2 separate regions of the Mus musculus genome follow, and region 1 is linked to region 2. The links are chromatin loops, found by intact Hi-C in ENCODE. Cell type or tissue: heart. All regions are shown on one strand.

Region 1 (8,000 bases), 260 kb before region 2:
CTTTTGCAGTGATATCTTCAAATCTCCTTTTCCATGGCCAGCTTGATGTTCCTATTTTTCTCTCACACTTACCTGATTGCTGAGAGTACACTACTAAGGAAAGATATAACACATCAGAGCCAGAGGTTCATCTGGTGAAACCATTGCAGTGACACCACTAGGAATTTTATGTTCTGACCTACTCTAGAAATCTCCCCTTTACTGTGCCATGGAGACGTTTGCAGATCCCTTGGGCTTCCAAAACAGGGATCTCTCCAGGGCAACTAAGCCATTCCCAACCATTCAGGATTTTAAAATGAAATAATGCTGAGAGCACTAACTACTAAGACAGTAAGTGGGGGGATTCCAGAAACTGTTTAGTACCTATGACATATTCTCATGGCCAGTGTATACATCTCACTGTTTCCATGCACTGAATAAATGATATCCACTTTTATTTATCTCAAAATGGATCCAAATTTTTAAAAATCAAAGAAAAAGTACCTTCATTACTTTCCCATTTGAAAAACATTCCCAAATATAATGATTTTTCTCAAGACTTTTTCTTATATTTCACCTTCATTTTTCAGTCATCAATATCCATCTAGTAAATCTAATCATGTCATGACCTTTATAAAAAACAAGTAAGAGGAGATTTGGGGAGTCATTAATCAATGCCTCCATCAATCAAAGGAGAATGAATCCTATAATATCTAGTTATTGTATCAGATAAAAATTTTTTTAAAATAACATATAACAACAATCATAGTAAATATTGTTTCCTATAATATTATTTATTGCATTTATTCATAGTCTTTCATACACATGGCCCTTCATAAATATAGTAAGTATATTGATCTCTTGTTCAGAAAAGATCACTTTAGGAATTGTCCCAGACTTAGTAAATTTGTAGAAATTAAATAGCAGAGATAGCACAGAATAGAAATAACAGAAATAACTCTGGCCTAATTGCGCTCTCTGTGTCCTGAAATCTTCAAGGTGAGGATGAAATGATGACAAAGAATGAAATTCATATACTGATTCCAGCCCTAATTGTGCTTTTGAGTCCTGGAATCTTAAAGGGGAGGACAAAATTCTGATGAAATGAAATTCATATACTGATCCCTGCTCCACATCTGCTGTTCATCTATCTGCATGTTAGCCCCAGATTTGTTCAACATTGGTGCAGACATTCTTATATTCTAAGAGTCCCCCGAAATGTTGTATTCCCAGCTCAAGGTTCATCTTTAAATCACATAACCATGTTTTAGTATGATTACAAAGCTAATAACATGAAGATCTTCTCTGCTTTCAGCATCCTAACCTCTGTGTTCCAGTGTTCATAGAAAATACGTCAGCTTGCAGTATATCATGCTGTTATTCAGTTTTTCTCACTTCAAACACATAATTTCCTCCTCTCTGCCACCTCCCCTATCTATCTAATCCACACCATCTCCTCAGTTTCCCTTTGGAAAAGTGTAGGCCTCCAGGGCATATCAACCAAATATGGCATGTCAAGTTACAGTAAGACTAGGCACATCCCTCCCTAATAAGGTTGGACAAGGCAACCCAGTAGGAAGAAAAGGCTACCAAAAACAAGTAAAAAGAGTCAGAGACAGACCCCTCTCCCACTGTTTGATGTCCTTCAACCAAAGAATAAAGGAAAGGTGGTACATTTGTACAATGGAATATTACTCATCTGTTTTAAAAAATCACAAAATTTATAAGCAAATAATTGGAACTTAAAAATAATTCATCCTGAGTCAGGTGACCCAGACCCAGAAAGACAACCATGGTATGTAGTCATTTATAAGTAGATATTAGCTATTGTACTGTAATCCACAGATCCAGAGAAGCTAAGTAACAAGAAGGGCTCAACAGGGTATGCATGATCTACTTTTAGAAGGTATGATGTCCACAGACCTTCTCTCTCTCTCTCTCTCTCTCTCTCTCTCTCTCTCTCTCTCTCTCTCTCTCTCTCAGAACCCAATCCTTACAGCTGCAACATCCCTTTCTCCTTTCCCATTCCCTGTGGTTCCTACTGACCATTCTTTCCTAACCACCCTCACCCCACTCATCCCTGTATCCCAGATCCACAACAGGAGGCATTCTCTGTGAAGTCACCAATTTAGAAGGCCAGTAAAACAAGCAATACACAGCCATCACACTCTCCCAAAATCCAGAAAGAAAACAGAAACCAAACAACAAAACATTAACTCAACAAAGACAAATATAAAACTCAGTACCTAGACCTGTAATCATCCCAAACTCAGTGCGTGGATGCCATTGTAAAAACACAGCCAACAGCCAGGGCAATGTGTTTCCATGAGATCCCAGCTATCCTACCATAGTAGGCCCCGAATATTCCAACACAGCTGAAGCTGAAGCACAAGAAATAAACATAAAGCTAACTATATATAAATGATTAAAGACTGTGTCACCACTGTCTGGATCATTTTTAACAATTTGTAAATATTTTAGATATAACTTATGAAATCAAGTATATATATACGTGTGTGTGTGTGTGTGTGTGTGTGTGTGTTATGGATTCTAACTTTAGTTAATAATGTTTACACAAGTTTCTGAGCTAATATGCCTGGCAAATACAGAAGTGGATGCTCACAGTCATCTATTGGATGGAACACAGGGCCCCCAATGGAGGAGCAAGAGAAAGTACCCAAGGAGCTGAAAGTACCCTATAGGAGGAACAATAATATGAACTAACCAGTACCCCCTGAGCTCGTGTCTCTAGCTGCATATGTAGCAGAAGATGGCCTAATTGGCCATCATTGGGAGGAGAGGCCCTTGGTATTGCGAAGATCATATGCCCCAGTACAGGGGAATGCCAGGGCCTTGAAGCAGGAGTGGGTGGGTTGGGGAGCAGGGTCCCGGGAGGGTATAGGGGACTTTGGGGATAGAATTTGAAATGTAAATGAGGAAAATATCTAATAAAAATTTTTAAAAATGTTTACAGAGTAAAATATATTATTTTTAAGTCACTTTCTGTATAACTATTTTATATCCAATTATTCCACGGTTATTTGTTGAAGAATCTGTGCTTTCTGCATTACTTTGCTGTTTTCTCATGTCAAATATTTTGTGAAATTTTCTAGATTTCTTTATTGCATACTGATCTACGTATTTATTTCTTTCGCACACCCCTAGCTACTATGGACTTACAGAACAGTAGGAGCCAAAGAGTGTAGTTCCTTCCAATTTACCTCACTTTTTCAAAATTTTTTTTCTATTTTTGTTCCATTGTTTTTTCTTATATGCACTAGATGCAACTATTGACAACTATAAAATATTGGGTGGGGTTGACCATAATCTCATTAAATTGTAAAAAATATTACAGATAATTTATTTTAACTATGTTAAGATTTATAAGATATGAACCAGTTCTGCTTTCAGCCTTTGTCAGAGAAGTTTCTTTATGAAGAATGCACCAATTAGTGCAAACACCCATAACAGCTAAAAGGGCAAGAACCAGGGACTGTGACCTGGTCATCCCCAGACCTGCTGCAAAGCTAGAGAATATCACAGAGTGAGAACAAAAGATTGTAAGATACAAAGGACAGGAAGAAAGGCTGTGAAGTGTTATCTACTGGGTGTAACACGGTCATTAAAATCAGCAGCTGTTGCTACATAGAGAAGACCTTCATCACACACAGACATATACATGTTATGTTCACCCACATGCATACATATGTATATACTATATGCATAAAAATAATGTGGTACATTTACACAATGGAGTACTACTCAGCTATTAAAAACAATGAATTTATGAAACTCCTAGGCAAATGGATATACCTGGAGGGTATCATCCTGAGTGAGGTAACCCAATCACAAAAGAACTCATATGATATGTACTCACTGATAAGTGGCTATTAGCCCAGAAACTTAGAATACCCAAGATACAATTTGCAAAACACATGAAACTCAAGAACGAAGACCAAAGTGTGGACAATTCACCCTTTCTTAGAATTGGGAAAAAAACTCCCATGGAAGGAGTTACAGAGACAAAGTTTGGAGCTGAGACGAAAGGATGGACCATCTAGAGACTGTCACACCCGGGGATCCATCCCATAATCAGACTTCAAACGCTGACACCATTGCATACGCCAGCAAGATTTTGCTGAAAGGACCCTGATATAGCTGTCTCTTGTGAGGCTATGCCAGTGCCTGGCAAACACAGAAGTGGATACTCACAGTCAGCTATTGGATGGAACACAGGGCCACCAATAGAGGAGCTAGAGAAAGTACCCAAGGGGCTAAAGGGGTCTGCAACCTTATAGGTGGAACAACAATATGAACTAACCAGTACCCCCAGAGCTCGTGTCTCTAGCTGCATATGTAGCAGAAGATGGCTTGGTCGGCCATCATTGGTAAGAGAGGCCCCTTGGTCTTGCAAACTCTATATGCCCCAGTACAGGGGAACATCAGGGCCAAGAAGTGGGAGTAGGTGAGTAAGGGAGCAGGGGCAGGGGGAGGGTATAGGGAACTTTCGGGATAGCATTTGGAATGTATATAAAGAAAATAATAATTTTTTAAAAATTAAAAAAAATAACAGTATGAAGTTCACCATTTCCACGCTCTCCCTAATCTCTAGTGTGAACTTTAACCTGCCTTCCCATGTGATCTATTGAGTGCTTAAGGTAGGGCATGGAGGTAAAAACAGAAGTACTACCAGAATGGTAACTGTAGTACCACAAAAAGACAGCAGGGGGAACATGAGACTGGTAAAAGGGTTGAGAGAGTCTAAGAAGCTCTAGACTGATGATTGATGGGCTACAATATCACTGGAGGGAAGAAAGAAATATTTTCTCAAGGGACCATATATTATCAAAAAAAATATACAAGGGGTACAATAAAAGCACACAAGGTACATAAAATAAAAATTTTAAAACTCTATAAAAGGATCAACATAAAACTCCAGAAACTTTAAACATACTGGAGGACCCGAAAGAGAACAAAAATAAAATCAGGATCATGATGCATCAAATAAAAGAGAATATTAGAAGATCCAGGTGTAAATAATACAAAAATTGAAGGCTCATTACAGAGACCCAGGTGCACACTAGATAAGACAGAGCAAATAGTCATTAGAAATCTTGAAAATCTATACATTAGGAATCTTGGATTTAGAGTTACAAAATTGGAAAGAAGTAAGTAAATAATTAAATTGATTCATAGACTATTACCAAATAAATAAATAAAATACACATGGTATTATAACTATAGCAAGAGAAGAGAGAGAATGGAGAAAATCTATAATCTGAATATTAAAATACCCAAATCTTATGGGGAAAGTAGGCATATAAATTGAAGAGATTCTAATACTTGAGTTAAGATAAACAAAATAGAACCATGCTGGCCCCTTTATAATGAAACTAATTCAAAGAGAGAGTAGAACTGTGAAGATGCCTAGAAACAGCTAAATTCAGTCGAGGCTGTTTTCACATGATCTGGGGGATCCGAGGATACATTTCCAACCGAAATCTTGCTTTGAATCAATGTTGTAGATGCTGAATGAGAAAGGTCCAGAAAGAACAAGATAACCACAACGATCCTGTTAAACAAGAGTAATGTGCTCAGCAACTGTGTCTTCCGAAATAGGTGAAATTGGAGTGTTCTTAGAAAACAAAAACTGGACTTGCTTTGTAAAAACTTCTAAAAGGAGCCCTTCAAGTTAAAATGAAAGACACCAAAGAACAATATGGAGCTAAACAAAAGTAGGCATTTTTGCAATAAGACAGATTTGGACAATTATGTTAAGCTGCATTATTGTAATTTTGCATATACAGTTAAAATAATAGAAATATTTAAAAATGCAAATCCAGATCAATGATTATAATATATGAGAATAATGGTGACATCAATCTCATGAAATGAGAATGGGTTACTTAGGGATGAATTTTTATCCAATTAAAGATATCAGCTTAGCCGGGTGTGGTAGCACACACTTTTAATCCCAGCACTCGGGAGGCCAGCCTGGTTTACAAAGTGAGTTCCAGGACAGCCAGGGCTATACAGAGAAACCCTGTCTCGAAAAAACAAAAACAAACAAACAAACAAAAAAGATATTAGCTTATAGTACAAAATCCTACAACTTTCATTATTTTGTATTTGCGTTATAAACCAAATTTAAAGATCTATAGATAACATGGGCCTGGATATGAGAATTTTGCAAGTTTGCGAAGTTAAGGCCAATTGATTCATTTGCAAAATGTTTAAAGTGTAATCGGCAAATCTGATAGCAGCCTCCAGGTCCTAAGGGTCACACCATTTGGAGGGTTAGATAGAGAGGAGCTGTGATATGCCAAGGATTTTTGTTACTTGGGCTGGTGGAAGGAATTACTGGGACAAAGGCACTGCCAGAAGGTTTGGGGAAGAAGAGGAGCAGCGATGGCCTTGTCCACAATAGGTACCCAAGTTATTTAGAGGGATATAGGCTGATTGTGTTAAGGGTGCAATGAAAAATCCACACCCCAGGGTGGGAATGGGCATGCCTGGTGACATGCTACCACCTACCAAGAACTGGGGAAGAGTCTACCGAGAACAAGACGGGCAATACACATGTGAAAAGTCCAGAGAAGAGAAAGGAAAAAGAATCCCACCACTGGCTCCGAAGAGTCAGAGAATCTAGCTGATTTTGAGGTGTACCTTAGGTAAACATGATTATAAACATACAACTACATGTATGTAGAGTCAGAGATCAAATCACACTTGGGATTAATAGCATGCTGTAGCACATTTGGGTTGATTCTGACCTCAGCTTGAGGAAGCAAAGCAAAGTGAATAAGCATCCCTGAGGAGACTGGACCTGTGACCTGGGTCCTATTAGCACCATGTGGTGCCACACTGTGCTAATGGCAATTAGTCAAAACCAGAAGCAACAAAACCAAAAGGGGTCCCCTAGGAACAAACCAGAGACACTCTCTGGGGCTCATTATCCACTGTCTGAAAACAAAAGGCTAGGTAAATAATGTGATAATGGTCAAAGGCCAGACAGGTCAAGGGGAGATGGGGCAACTAGGCCTATTGGGACTATGAATATCAGAGTAGTGTGGGGTGGACTGGGGCTTGCTCCTCTCATTTTGAAATAAAGGCTGAGTGCTAGTAATGAAGGGATCATTCGATTCTTGCTGCAATTTAAAGGTCATCATGGCCTTTCTACTGGGACAAACGGATTCTAACTAACCACAGTGTTCTTACTGAGGCTTCCCCATGGGGCTCTGGCAAAGAAAGGCCTGGACACCTGTGCTCACCTTTCCTTTACCCCACACCCTCCCCATACCCCTTGGCTCGGTGCTGCTGACAGACATAACATAAAGAACACAGCAGAGGCAGTCCACTACCACACTAGAGTGTGTGAGGGTCGCTGAGAAACCAGGTATGGTGAGTAAACAATTAAAGACAGAGGCAGTGGGAAAAGATGACAAATGTCAGGTATGCCTGTGACAGTGTAAATAGGGAAAAGGCAGAAAGAATGGGAATGTGAAGTAAGAGAGAAAGGAGGAATGGGGGTGGGCATAAAACTTCCCATTTCTGAGCCCGAAAGCTCAGGAAGGAGATCAGGAAAACACCCTAATTAGAATGTTACTTCGATTCTTTCTAACATAAAAAAATGGACTAGAGCTGGAAAGTTAAAATTGGTCAGGTAGGGGGATAGGAAAAGCACAGCGCTCTCAGGGAGGATGCAGAGATAGGGGCCAGGAATCTGGGCAATGAAATCATGTTTGTGCAAGCAGGTGCTACCAAATAAAAGCTCTTGAAGTTCAGTAAGCTGCGTCTGGTGCAATGGACAGACGCTGTTACAGAAATGGAAACCAGGAAAGATAAGCTCTGTTTTTAAACCAATCGCAGAGTCAGAGAAGTAATTGGAGAGGCTTGTAACAGTGTGCTGGCTGCATGCAAGCATAGGGAGGTGTGGGACCACACATAGAGATAATATTTGGAGTAATGCCTGTGAAGGAGCACTGTATCCCAATGCCTGAAGGAGCTGGGAGCTGCTGAAT
Region 2 (8,000 bases):
ATTTCTCTTCTGTGTGTTTGGTCCCTCCTGAGTAATTGTACAGATCAGACCTGTGGGCATCTGTACTGGGACTCCCTTGTGCTACAGAAGATACTTTCTCTGTAATCTAAGCACTATTAAAAACAAAAAACAAAAAAACAAAAACAAAAAACACAAAAAACAAAACAAACAAAAAACACTTACCTGGTTGCCCGTCCTAACTGTGTGACATACACTTACCATGTCACTGTCAGTCCTGCACTAACTGACCTGACACCCAGGTGCCTCTAGAGACCCTGAGCAGAATCTTGAGGAATTATCTATAAAACCTAATGTGTGAGATTTTACTGCAAATGATGAAACTTTGAAACAGACCACAAGGAGGAGGGAGCCATGTAATGACAGAGACAAAGGACATGATAAGCCCCACATATGGATCATAGGAGCCTTGCTGTGTGTGTAGCCACAGGGGTGAGACAACCTTAGTAAAAGATCAGGTGAGAACAGGTGAAAGCAATCAAAACAATGACTGTTGAAGAGTGAAAATGACTCAGGATATTCTATGCTGCTGGGTCTGCCCTAAGTGCCACAAATTCAGGGCTCAACATCATTTCCTATAGATTTGAGAACCACAGAGATCCACAGTTTCCACTGCCCCATTCATCTTTGACCCAAGATCTTCCTTTCCTGACTGCCTGATAGAAATCAGCCATAAACACAGATACCATTGCATACGCCAGAAAGATTTTGCTGAAAGGACCCTGATATAGCTGTATCTTGTGAGGCTATACCAGTGCCTGCCAAACACAAAAGTGGATGCTCACAGTCAGCTATTGGATGGAACACAGGGCTCCCAATGGAGGAGCTAGAGAAAGTACCCAAGGAGCTAAAGAGGTCTGCAACCCTATAGGTGGAACAACAATATGAACTAACCAGTACCCCCAGAGCTCTTGTCTCTAGCTGCATATGTATCAAAAGATGGCCTACTCGGCCATCAATGGGAGGAGAGGCCTTTGGTCTTTCGAAGATCATATGCCCCAGTACAGGGGAATGCTAGGGCCAAGAAGTGAGAGTGGGTGGGTAGGGGAATGGGGTGGGGGGGGGGGTATGGAGGACTTTCAGGATAGCATTTGAAATGTAAACGAAGAAAATACCTAATAAAAATTGGAAAAGAAAGAAAGAAAGGAAGGAGGGAGGGAGGGAGGGAGGGAGGAAGGAAGGAAGGAAGGAAGGAAGGAAGGAAGGAAGGAAGAAAGAAAGAAAGAAAGAAAGAAAGAAAGAAAGAAAGAAAGAAAGAAAGAAAGAAAGAAAGAAAGAAAGAAAAGAAATCCACCTTCTGCCAAAGGCATGGTCTGCTTATGCCCTGATCACTCTCCCTCTCTCCAGCTGTGACAACCTCGCCTCAACATACTTTCCTGTGATCTTCTAAATCTTTTTCCTCCTAATCATTGCTTGTAGAAACTTACATGTGTTACAAGCCTTCTCCAAGAACGAGCATTTGGTCATTATTTTCTAAATTTTTCTCTCACTCAACCTAAGTTGTTTTTCTTTGTCTCTATGCAAGATCTGCTGCCACCTTGTGACTTCTTTTAGCATCAGCAGCTGCCTCCTTAAATTTTTTTACTTTTTGATTTTTGAATCCCATTGAAGTTGAACTTGAACTTTGCATTGTCTGAATGTAGCCTTACTGCCTATGATAATTCTGTGTGCCTGCTCCTGTGCCTCTCCCACCACCCAAATGCACTGATACTCAGCCTATATTGTGTGATCTTTTCTCAGAGCTCCTCTTTGTCTTAAAAACTGTCTCCCCTTTTTCCCTTTTTGCCAAAGTTGGACTTTTCACTTCTTTCTGCCTTAAACACAAGAAGCTCTGTATTCCTGCTCACTCTCTCATCTCTTCCAATCTCTCACACTCTCAGAGAGAGCCTTTGGTGTTAGCAGTACCTTCCAAACCTGGCCAACCTCTTGCCAGGTGACTTGAATCCTCCTTTCCAGGATGATCACGACCTGGAGGTTGTAACAGCCCAATTTCCTATTTCAGTTACCTACACGCCAGCATTCTGTCTACCTAACTTTCTCAAATTATCCATGCATGGTGATACATATTTCTTTCATCCAGAAGAAATGAGATTTATTTAGGACTCTTCTCAGAGTCAGTAAGCATCACAAGAGACCAAAGAAAACAATGGAGAGTCAAGATGAGACTTGTCCTTTTCAAAGACCTCCCTCTGGGATCTCTCCTCCCTATCACTCTATTATCCTGCCTTTTCCCTGGACACCCAATGTCCCTCGGCCTCCGCCTAACAGCTAAACACTATAAATCCTCCAGAGTACTGGCTTTTGTCTGAGTTCCATCTGGATCTTTCCAGACTACGGGATGAGTCAGATGCCTAGTGGGTTAACAGCCTTTGTTTTTTTCAGATCTCAGAGGATGCCTAAACCAGTTTGAGAATACAGAGTTCATCCTGAAAGAAAACAAAGGGTGTGATGGAAAACCTGGATGTGCAAGGCACCCAGAGAGGTTCTTTTCAGGGTGTTTTCTCATTCCATTCTCAACCCTCTTATTTTGCTATCATCAGGATGACTACATGTTATAGGTGAGATGTGTAGAAGTCCTAGAGCTAGAAAGTCAGAGAATCCAAAGTTAGAGGCTAGACATCAGTGAATCTCACAATGCTTAACAAATGTTCACCCTGATCACATAACTGATCTCTTAAAGTCACTCCAGTATTCCTCAGTTTCTCCTAGAAGTTCATGATGGCCTTTATACTCATAAGTATTTCTCGTGACATGCTTTTGGGAAGCATGAATAGACAAGAATCTCTGAGTTCAAGGCTAGCCTGATCTATATCATGAGTTCCAGGCTACCCAGAGCTACACAGTGAGATCCTATCTCAGAAACAAAGAAGTATTATGTGAGGGTCTGAACACATAGCTTAGTGGTAGAGCACTTACCTAACATACACAATTGAGTAAATATGTGAAGGAATAAGATAGTAGTTGATGGTTTTAGAACCAAAAGATAGAGAGAACTCCAACTCTGAGATTGGTAGGATTAATATTGTTGATAAGGTTGAGTATCTTAATTGGGTTCATTTCCCTGCCAATTAAAGACTTAAGGGGTGGGGAAAACCTTAAGTGCAAGAGACAGCAGTGAAGAAATCTTGAACACCTTGAAGAAGAGCAGATAGAATCAGCAGGTGAAGGCATTTATTGGGAGAAAGAAAACACATGTGCTACAGACTCAAATCCATAAAGATCCTCCCCACAGGAGCCAAAAACACCAGGTCTCTTCTCAAAGTCTGGTTTTGTTTGTTTGTTGTTTATTTTTGTTTTGTTTTGTTTTAAGTCTCTGAAGAGTTTCCCAACTCTAATTTGTGGTTGGTCACTTTGAAGAAATATAGGATGGTTGATTGGTCGACAACTGTTGTGTAACATGTCTAAATCAGCCTTGAACTTATTGATCCAGTCATTAGCAGGGGGCTTCATAGTTAGAGACAAGAAGCTACAAGGCCTTCTTTAAATTATTATTACTATTTTTTTTTACATTCCAACAAGTCCCCCCTCCCGGTATGCCTCCAATAGTACCTCATCCCATTCCTCCTCCCCTTTGACTCCAAGATGATGTTATCTGCACCCCCCATAAGACTCCCACTTCGCTGGGGCCTCATCTCCCACTGAGGCCAGACCAGGCAGTCCTCTGTCGTATATGTGTTGGGGGCCTGCAACCAGCTCATGTATGCTGCCTGGTTGGTGGCTTAGTGACTTTTTTTTTCCAAACTGCCTGGCTTTTGTCTCCAGTCTAGCGTGGATAAGGAAAGGAAAAAGCTGGCCATGTTGGAAGTTCAGTACCTGTATTGCCTAGTCATGGTCTCTCTCCCTGATAGGTAGTCTGCCTTCCTATTAGAGAGTCTGTCTAACTCCTTGTCTTCACTGTGAAGACAACTAACCTATCAAAAGCACTCTATATAGTCAATGAAATCCCAGTGCTATTCTTCACAGAAATTGAAAAGATAACCTTAAAATTCGTGTAGAAATACAACAAGCCAGGATAACCAAAACAGTCCTGACTAATAAGAGCACTGCTGAGGTCATCACCATTCCTGATTTCAAGTTATACTACAAGCATGGTTATAAAACGCAGTGTGATATTGGCATAAAAACAGATGCATTGATCAATGAGCGAGAACTGAGGGTCCAGACACCCATCTGACTTTTTGACAAAGAGACCCAAAGAACACATAGGATAAAAGATTAATGGCTTTAGTAAAACCAGAAAATGGAACAGCATAGATGTCCACCAACTGGTGAATGGATAATGAAAATGTCTATGTAGATTATGGAAATTCATTCACCTATGTGGAAAAAATAAATTATGAAATTTACATGAAAATACATGGAACTAGAAAGCATTATATGGTCTGAGGTAACAAAGTCTCAGAAATATAAATGTAACATGTGATCCTTCATATATTTTATTACAGTAAATAACATTGAACCTTTAGATCTGTTTTGTGTTAAACTAGAATACCCATAGACATCAGGAAACAAGCAACATGGCATGAACATGATTTCAAAGGAGGGAGGGATATACCACAAATGGTATTAACAGACAAAGTAATAATTGAACAGGATATGTTGAGGGGGTGGAGAGGGAAGGCAAGATAGAGGAAGGGACTGAGAAGGGATAAGCAACATTAGCAGCCCTTGAAAAGGCCATAAAGAAACCTACTACTTTAGAAACTTCATAGAGTACAAACTCATGTATATGTAAAATAGTTCAAATAGAGATACTTTATAATAAAAAATACTGCCTCCCCCAGACACCATAGGCTATCAAAATAAAAAACTTGTGCTTGTCTCTTTTTCACTTGTTGGGATCCCACAGATATTAAAACACTAGAACCTATTGACACTGTTCCTGTTCACCCTCCAGAGCTTGATAATAAGTCTCTGTTGATGAAGATACCACATATTTGAATCATAAGACACAGAGAAGTCAGGCTGGTACTGACACAGAAGCTTTCTCCCTAGTGGCTAGTTTTCATGGCTCCAGAAGGTGCTGTGCATGCTATTCTTAGAGAACAGCAATCAGCAACCTGTCTAGATGTGAACACTGCAGGCTGTACTAACAACTAACCTGGCGAGAGAGATCTGCTGGTGCAATAGTAGCACAAATGTTATTGGAGTAACCAACCACTTTCTGCTTGGATTTAAAACTTGTCAGAGTATGCCTGGGCCTAGCAAACATAGAAGTGGATGCTCACAGTCGGCTATTGGATGGATCACATGGTCCCCAATGAAGGAGCTAGAGAAAGTACCCAAGGAGCTAAAGGGATCTGCAACCCTATAGGTGGAACAACATTATGAACTAACCAGTACCCCGGAGCTCTTGACTCTAGCTGCATATGTATCAAAAGATGGCCTAGGCGGCCATCACTGCAAAGAGAGGCACATTGGACACGCAAACTTTATATGCCCCAGTACAGGGGAACGCCAGGGCCAAAAAAGGGGAGTGGGTGGGTAGGGGAGTGGGGGTGGGTGGCTATGGGGGACTTTTGGTATAGCATTGGAAATGTAAATGAGCTAAATACCTAATAAAAAATGGAAAAAAAAAACTCACTCAGATGTGAACACTGCAGGCTGCAATAACAGCTGACCCAGCTAGATAGATCCACTGGAGCAGGCACAACCCCTTTCTGATTAGATTTAAGGCATTCCCCACAAAACAGAACTCATTTCTAGTACTGTTAAATAAGCAAAAAACTAGTGGCTGAATAGTTCATAGACTCTAAAGGAGAATCTAGTATTACTATTCTGCTAAATAGTATTAAATTTTCTCCGACTTAACATATCTTTATACTACTAGATTAATGCATCTCTCAACCTTCATCAAATTAGATAGTGATTAATACAGAGACTCACTACTAGTCTGTGTGCGGAGAACAAGAGGTGTTGGTGTGGTTGGCCCTAAATAGACATATATCATTCATCTTTCTCAGAAGACTCATGGAATGTCTCAGAAGAAATGGCAGGAAGCCTATAAGATCCCAAAGCAGTGGATGACTGCTTCAAAACAGTGTTTTTCAGATATAACGAAGCCATTGTATACAATTCACAGTTGCTATGACTGCATGCACAAGATCTACAGAAGACCAAGCTTGTCAAAATCCAAGTATGTGTGGAAGAGGTAGTCAAGAAATATCTCTCTCCCACCTGAAGAACTCTTGTCAATCTAATGGCTATAGGAGAGGGAGTCAGTTTTCTTCAAAGAGACAGCTGCTGATAGGATACACATGCTCTGGGGATGCCCATACACCAGTGTACATATTACCAGTATTAAGTGGATCTGGTGGTTTAGAAGAGAATGATCACATGAAATTAAGAGGGAAAAAAAGGTGGTAAAAAATATAGGAAAGATTTTAAATGAGAGGATGAAGTGTAGATTTCTTTCAAAACATGTGCCGGTATAAAATTCTCAGACAATAAAAAACATTTCTATTAAGAATTTTTGCTTGCTTTATACAAAGACCAGGAATCGTCAAGTATGACAAAAAAATCCATTGGGGGGGGGGGGTCAAGAGAGATGGCTCAGAGGTTAAGAGCACCGACTGCTCTTCCAAAGGTCCTGAGTTCAAATCCCAGCAACCACATGGTGGCTCACAACCATCTGTAATGGGATCTGATGACCTCTTCTGGTGTGTCTGAAGACAGTGATGGACTCACATAAAATAAATAAATAAATCCTTTAAAGAGAGAGAGAGAGAGAGAGAAGAAATGGGACATGTACTACTGCCCTAAGTTTGTGATAGAAAATCTAGAAATATGCTATATATAAAAAGAAGAGATACCACTAAAGAAGGCACATATTAAGAATCACACATGTAAAGCTGAGCGTGGTGGCGCACACCTTTGGTCTACAAAGTGAGTTCCAGGACAGCCAGGGCTATACAGAGAAACCCTGTCTCAAAAAAAAAAAAAAAAAAAAAAAGAATTCAGACAACTGATGGACAACTACACAATTAAAGTATTTCTTAACAGTATAGGAATAAATGGTTATATTATCTATCTAAACAATTTGTCATAGCTTATGTTCATCTCTACTTTCAAAGAATAAAAAAGTATGTTACTCAATTAAACTGGATTTTATGATACCACATATCAATGTCTATATTGCAAAATGTAAAACAGAACAATAATTACATGTGTTTTTTCTGCACAAACCATTTTTGCCCTTGTATTTTACTGAATGTATAAAATCTGACTTCACCAAAACTTCTGAATGGGAAACTATTGGATTTTTCCACCTCTCCTAGATCTGGTATAGGACTCCATCCAACTAGGACATGTTCTTTCTCCCCCGGAACACTTGGATGATCCTTCTACGTATCTGCTTTGTCTTCACACTGTAGACAATAGGGTTTAGCACAGGAGGAAGGAGAAGGTAGATATTAGCCATGAACATGTGCACAACTGGTGATAAATGTTTCCCAAATCTGTGGATCATGGTGGCACCAATGAAAGGAATGTAAAATAGAAGCACAGCACAGATGTGAGAGAGGCAGGTGTTGAGGGCTTTGAGCCTCTCAGCTCTGGAGGCAATGCCTAGCACTGTCTTCAGGATAAGTACATAAGAGAAGAGAATGATGAGAGCATCGAGCCCTAATGTGAGAATGACAACAATGAGGCCATAGAGGCTGTTGACACGGGTGCTGGCACAGGCTAACCTCATTGCATCTTGGTGAAGACAGTATGAATGAGATAAGACATTGGAACGACAGAAGGGCAGCCGTTTTATAAGAAAGGGCACTGGGAAGACCACACAGACTGCCCGGGCCAAGACAACTAGTCCAATCTTTCCAATAAGCCCATGAGTAAGGATGGAAGCATAACGCAATGGGTCTCGGATAGCCACAAATCTGTCAAAGGCCATGGACACTAAGACTCCAGATTCTACTACTCCAAATCCATGGATGAAGAACATCTGCGTGATGCATGCATCAAAAGGAATCTCAGGGGCA

The links. Peaks named below come from ENCODE experiments on the same cell type or tissue, not always from the same donor. Only the 100,000 strongest peaks of a DNase experiment are listed, where the experiment ranks them.
Region 1: a loop joins it to region 2, with 13 times the contacts of the local background. A loop is called at or near these places in 21 of 42 quality-filtered maps.

The regions. Positions count from the first base shown.
Region 1 is chr7:102,916,528-102,924,527 of GRCm38, reverse strand. No RefSeq gene overlaps it. Among named protein-coding and RNA genes, the nearest start is that of Olfr572, 7.1 kb to the left of the region's middle. In heart, a CTCF peak has its summit at 4,696; no DNase peak of the experiment used is centred here.
Region 2 is chr7:102,659,089-102,667,088 of GRCm38, reverse strand. Olfr555 (olfactory receptor 555) reads right to left here. Exons shown (of 1, transcript NM_147103.2): 1 at 7,319-8,000. The coding sequence ends at 7,319. Among named protein-coding and RNA genes, the nearest start is that of Olfr555, 4.3 kb to the right of the region's middle. In heart, a CTCF peak has its summit at 1,560 (motif pointing left); no DNase peak of the experiment used is centred here.